Regions from separate parts of the Homo sapiens genome. Here region 2 is linked to region 1. The links are chromatin loops, found by intact Hi-C in ENCODE. Cell type or tissue: endothelial cell of umbilical vein. All regions are shown on one strand. Each heading gives the region's core, and the rest is flanking DNA. Links, peaks and the distances in the headings are about the cores only.

Region 1 (2,925 bases), core at 140-2,639:
CACAGAGCATTAAATCCCCAGGGAGGATTTAATGCTTAACCTTCTAAGCATGGTGTCCTGTGCCACTGCACCAGTCATACGCCCATGAAGCTAGGCCTTGGGAATTGGGAAATGGAGATCTGAAGACAACTTGGGGTTCATCAGTGAGGTGGTGTGATTAAAGCTGGCAGATGGGTGAGACTGCTTCTTGGAAACATAAAGTGAGAAGAGAAGAGGGCTGATGTCAGAAAGAGCAACTAGGGACATAGAGGTGGACAAGAAAAGGTGAAACCCAGTGGAGAAATGGGTAATAATGTCTAAGGCCCAAGGACATGTAATTAGGAACCAAACCCCATGGGCCCTAGCATGGAGGTCATGTGGTAGGCACTGGGACCAGGTTGCTGCTGGTTAAAGAATAGGGAGTGCAATTACAGGCTAGTCTTCTAAGCAGGCTTGGGAGGAAAGAGGAGACTGGGGCTGCTGAGGGCCCTTGTGCAGATTTATGGGAGACAGGAGGTCAGGAGGCCTAATATCCAGCCCACACCCAGTCACCAAAGCTAAATCAGCCTGCTGGAAGGGCCAGTGGAAGGCCTTCTAACCAAGACTCCAAATAGCCTAGGCCTGAATAACAAAGCTGTAGCTGGAGCTTTTCCTGTGGATATATATATATATATATTTTTTATCTGAATCCTCTCCCTAGATCCATGAGAGAAGCAACTGTTCTGCCTCCATGCAGCCCCCAGAACAGTGGCGCATAGTAGGCACAGGAAACAAATGTTGAATTAACCAATGGGAGACAGAGTCAAGGGAAAGGTTGTGCTTGTTTTGTTTTGTCTTTATTCATTTGTTTCAGATGAGAGACATAAACATGTTTCTAGATTGAGAACAAGGATCCCAAAGGAAGGGATAAGTTTAAGATAAGAGTTGAGAAAGGAAATAATTGATGAATAAGATAATAAAGAGTAAGAGAATAAATCAAGAGAACTTCTGGAGGGGAAAAAAAAAACCTGAATTATCCTTCAGGAAATTTAATCATTTAGTCATTCATTGATGAGTATCTCGCATTGTCCTGGGCCCTTCTGGGGTTGGGGAACTGAAGGGTTGGAGGGTCAGGGTGGATACAAAAGAAAACCTAAAATATATTCCCTTTCATTTGTTCAAGGTGACACCATCTAGTTAAGAAGTATTTTATGGAAAAAAATACACAGCAATGAAACACAGCAAGAATGTTCCCAGACGTCTGAGTAATAAAGAAAGATTTGAAAACAGAGTGAACTAAGAAAATGCCCGGAGGCATTACAGCAGAGGTGGAGAGCAGATAGGGAAAAGGAAGTAGAGAGAAAATAAGGGAACATGAGCTCTGGCATGGTTTCTTGGCAATGGGCTGGCTGGCAGCTGGCAGCATCAGGAAAACAGGGGCTCAGTGTTGACTCAAGACCTGGGAAGCTCCATTTATTTTCCAGTTGATTAGGACCAATGCCAGCAGTCAGGCTCAGCAGGAAGCAGTAAAATCAAGACTTGTCTCAGAGAAGGACACATCCCTGATAGTTAATGTGTCTGGGCATGGAAAACCTGGCTTTTTTATAATGAGTCCAACAACAAGGCAGGACCAACTGAAGAAAGTGATGAGAAAGAAAAATTGACATTGTTTTCAGAAGTTAAAGTACATACTATGACACAGTTACCTCTCTAACTTGTTTCCTTTAGAGACGAGGATAATCTATCATCCAGTCAAATCAAAGGCAAAACCTCACACACAAAGGAACCCAGGAATTCTACTAGCTAAAGCCAACCCAGGGAGCAGCAAGTACAACTCATATCAAGGATACAGTTTCCTCCTTTTCCTCAATTAAGTTTCAGAAAGTAAATAGGAGGAGTGAGTGTTCAGAAGCCCCAAGGCTTGCAAGATGTGAGGAGTGCATGCTGCAAATGGTCACGTTCTCATCGTGAATTGCTCCCATCTCATTAATGGCAACAATTCTCTGCCCATTTCTTTCTTAGGTGATTTGAGGGTTTATTGAGTATTATAAACTTTCTTACTCTTTGGCATAAATTGGATTTCATTTGCTTTGTCTTGGTTTTATACTGTTGCTCTTTTCAAATCAGCACAATTATTCCTGAATATATGTGCACTGCTTTCACTTGCCAATCATTCCTTTTTATTCCAGGGAACACATGCCAGGGCACCGCACACCTCTGCAGGCTCATACATACAGGACCTCAGCCCCTACTTCCTGGTAATATTCATTTTTTCTTTCCCTTCCAATGTTTAATCATTTACTTGAAGCTTCCCGCTTGCTGCTAATCCTATTGTTTTGTTCCTCCAGTAGAACTGCACAGACTTCCACCCACATAACGTGGCACTAGGCAGACAAAACATCTGATATATTTTAGTTCATGCTTGGCATTCAATCAAGAAGACGAAGCTGTGAGCCATGCTGAAATGCCAACTAAAATTCATTTTGCACTACCAGAAAGAGAGAGAGATGGCACACCGAGGAGAAACTGTAGCCTCATGGCGATCATGTGTAGCCCTAGGCTCTAACACTAGCAAATTTCTTTCCCTCAAAATTGAATTGGTGCATTTTGAAGTGAAATCCTGATGGCTTCTTGTTTACTATCACACAATAATGAGGAAGCTTCAGTTTATTGGCACGGAGCTCAGCCACTCTCAGACAGCAAATGGAAAAGAGAGACTAACTTGTCCTGGTGCTTTGCTCCTTGTTATTCCTTTAATTGTGTCACAGCCAATACAACGCATGATGGAATTATTCCGAAATAGAGAAACACGTTGAGCCTAGACATTGACTGTTACAGCGGTGTGGGTGGAGTCCACACATACTCATGCCCCCTCTCTTTCCCACATGCCTGCACACCTGTCTATTCAGTGAGGGGAAGATGAGGTCTTGCAGCCCTGGGTGGCTTCATCTGCCCATGAGGGTCACT
Region 2 (2,925 bases), core at 252-2,751, 180 kb before region 1:
CAAGCCTGCTCTTTGTTTGGTCGGAAATGTTACCCAAATGGCATGGTGAAAAATGATCAGCATCTTGTACTCTTGGCATATTCAGCAAGAATGTGCAGGGACACTCAGGGCCTATGGTCATTGCCTCTCCCAACGTTGTCAATACAGATTAAGCATGCGCGGGTTTGTGGGCCACAACTTTTTGCCACTTTGCTACATTTTTTAACTTTTTTCTTATTTCTTAACAGTATTCTTATCTATTGATATTTCTGCTGTAGAACAGGCCGGTCAAAGTACAGAATAGCATTGAACATGCAATATTAGGTGTTTGTAGCTCTCATCATTATTATATAGTCTTATAGTTTCTCTAACGATCTCACTAAATAGGGTTGATAGACTGAAAAGGTAGAACTGATTCTTGGTTTGAGAGAAAGCAGTATATGAACTAATACATCCAATATAATTAAATCATACTCAAGCTCCTTTGTCCCCTTGCTTAGGTTTTGTTTTAAGGCTCCTATTCAGCTTCTGTTTCAGGATTAAATTGCTTATTAGCATGTAAGTGCTGACCTTAGCATTTTTTTTCTGGCTTTCATATGGACTTCACTGGTTCTCATAGCTTGTGGTCAGTTTCTAATCTTTAGTGTAGAAGGGATATCTAGGGTTGTAAGATAATATTTGTACATGTAAATGCACATAGTAATAAAATTGTGTATATTTAAGAAATAGGGCATCTTTTTCCTTTGTATTACTTTTAAACTGCAATTAATCAAATGCTTCGAAGATGCTTTATTTTCAAAACGTTTTCCTTAAAGTTCCCAAATTTTTAGCTTTTGATAGAACAAAAGGACTTGAGAGAGGACATGTATAATTTTAGGGATTTTTTAAAACGGTATACAGAAAGAGTTGCATGAGAATATGTTTTTAACATGTAATGCTAAATTAAATAAATATTTTTTCCAGTAATCAAGCCAACGCAGAACTAACTGATGACGAACATGAGAATGAATCGAAACATGAAGAACTGGCAGGTAATTTCATTGGTTCTTAAATTTATAATATTTGAAAAGATAATATAGCTTTTAATAAAGACATTAATAAGAAAAATAATTAAAAGGAAAATCATATTGTCTCAGAGCTTTGAATAGAGTGGGTTTGCCTGTGTTATAAACTGAGCTGCTAAGAAATTGTTGAAAGTGAACTGCCTTAAAAAGGTTTTTTTCATAGACTGCATATAGCTGGTTTTAGCATTTTTGTTCAATCTGACAGTCTCTGCCTTTTAATTGATGTGTTTTTACCCTTTACAGCAGTGTATTTATTGATATAGTTGTTTACGGTTTTGCCATTTGTTTTCTTTTCATCTTCTTGTTTTTGTTGCTTTTGTCCTTCCTTCTATTGTATTACTTATAGTATTCCATTTTATTCTTATTTTGGCTTTTTAGCTATTCTTCTTTGTTGTATTTTTTTCTTAGTTGCCCTATGAGTCACAATATATGTCTACCTTATCACAATCTACTTTCAAATAATGTTATATCACTGTATTTATATGAACTCTAACAACAATAAACTCTCCTCAACCATTTTGCTATTTTTGTCAACGTTTTTCTTCTACATGTCTTAAAAACACCACAGTGCATTATTATTATTGTTGTTAAAGCAATCAATTATCATTTAAAAGTACTTTTAAGGAATATAATAGATATTTATGTAAAAATGTGTATTTATCCATATATTTACCATTCCCAGTGCTTTGTATTCCATTGTGTAGATTTGAATTTATCTCAAATTATTTTTCTTCACCACGAAGAGCCTCCTTTCACATTTCTTGTAGTGCAGGTTACTGCTAGGAACAAGTTCTCTCAGCTTTTGTTTGTCTGAAAATATACTCTGCCTTTGTTTTTGAGGAATACTTTTACTTGATACAGAATTTTATGTAGTGTTTTTTTTTCCTTCGGGCAGTTTAATGATTTTATTCTATTGTCTTTTGACCTTATTTCTCATGAGAAGTTTCCGGTAATTCCTATTATTGTGATTTTGTATATATCATGTATTTTTTTTCTCTATTTTCAAGGTTTTATCCTTTTTTTTTTTTGGCAATTTGACTATGGTGTATCATGGTATGCTTTTCTTATATTTATTCTGTTCAGAGTTGGTTGAGCATCATTGATCTATGGATTTATAGTTTCCATCAAAATAAAAAATATTTTGGCCATAAATTCTTAAAATATTAATAATAATGCTGCTTTCCGCTTCCTGCCCTCTGACCCTAATTATGTTAGAATGCTAAGCTTTGTTTTATGGGTCACTAAGACTATTCCATTTTTTAAAAACTTTTTTTCTTTCTGTGCTTCACTGTTCACAATAGAACAGTTCCTATCACTGTTCTTTTGCTTCAAGTTACTGGTTTTTTTCCTTTCTTTAATCTGCTATTAATCTCTTTTTTTTTTTTTTTTTTTTTTTTGAGATAGAATCTTGCTCTGTCAGCCAGGCTGGAGTGCAGTGATACCATCTCGGCTAACTGCAAGCTCCGCCTCCCGGGCTCATGCCATTCTGCTGCCTCAGCCTCCTGAGTAGCTGGGATACAGGCACCCACCACCACACCTGGCTAATCTTTTGTATTTTTAGTAGAGACGGGGTTTCACTGTGTTAACCAGGATGGTCTTGATCTCCTGACCTCATGATCTGCCTGCCTTGACCTCCCAAAGTGCTGGGATTACAGGCATGAGCCACCATGCCTGGCCCAATCCCATCCTTTTTTTTTTTCTTTCACTCTAACAGTTCATTTTGGATCTTTGTTTTAAAATTCTTTAGCATTTTTCTTCATTATGTTCATTTTTTTCAAGTCCTTAATATTAAACATATTTTACAGATCTCAGTATTTGTTCATTTCTGTGTGTCTTTTCTGTTGGCTATTTAGTTTCGTGACACTTTTTCCTGCCTCTTAGA

Evidence for each region. A loop is a pair of places that touch in the nucleus more often than their neighbours do. Peaks named below come from ENCODE experiments on the same cell type or tissue, not always from the same donor. Only the 100,000 strongest peaks of a DNase experiment are listed, where the experiment ranks them.
Region 2: a loop joins it to region 1, with 2.8 times the contacts of the local background. A loop is called at or near these places in 4 of 110 quality-filtered maps.

The regions. Positions count from the first base shown.
Region 1 is chr6:84,026,407-84,029,331 of GRCh38, reverse strand. No RefSeq gene overlaps it. Among named protein-coding and RNA genes, the nearest start is that of MRAP2, 5.9 kb to the left of the region's middle. In endothelial cell of umbilical vein, for the core only: no CTCF peak of the experiment used is centred there; DNase peaks (open chromatin) are centred at 871, 1,361 and 2,471; H3K27ac peaks cover 921 bases.
Region 2 is chr6:84,211,042-84,213,966 of GRCh38, reverse strand. CEP162 (centrosomal protein 162) reads left to right here. Exons shown (of 27, transcript NM_014895.4): 6 at 943-1,010. Among named protein-coding and RNA genes, the nearest start is that of CEP162, 15 kb to the left of the region's middle. In endothelial cell of umbilical vein, for the core only: no CTCF peak of the experiment used is centred there; no DNase peak of the experiment used is centred there.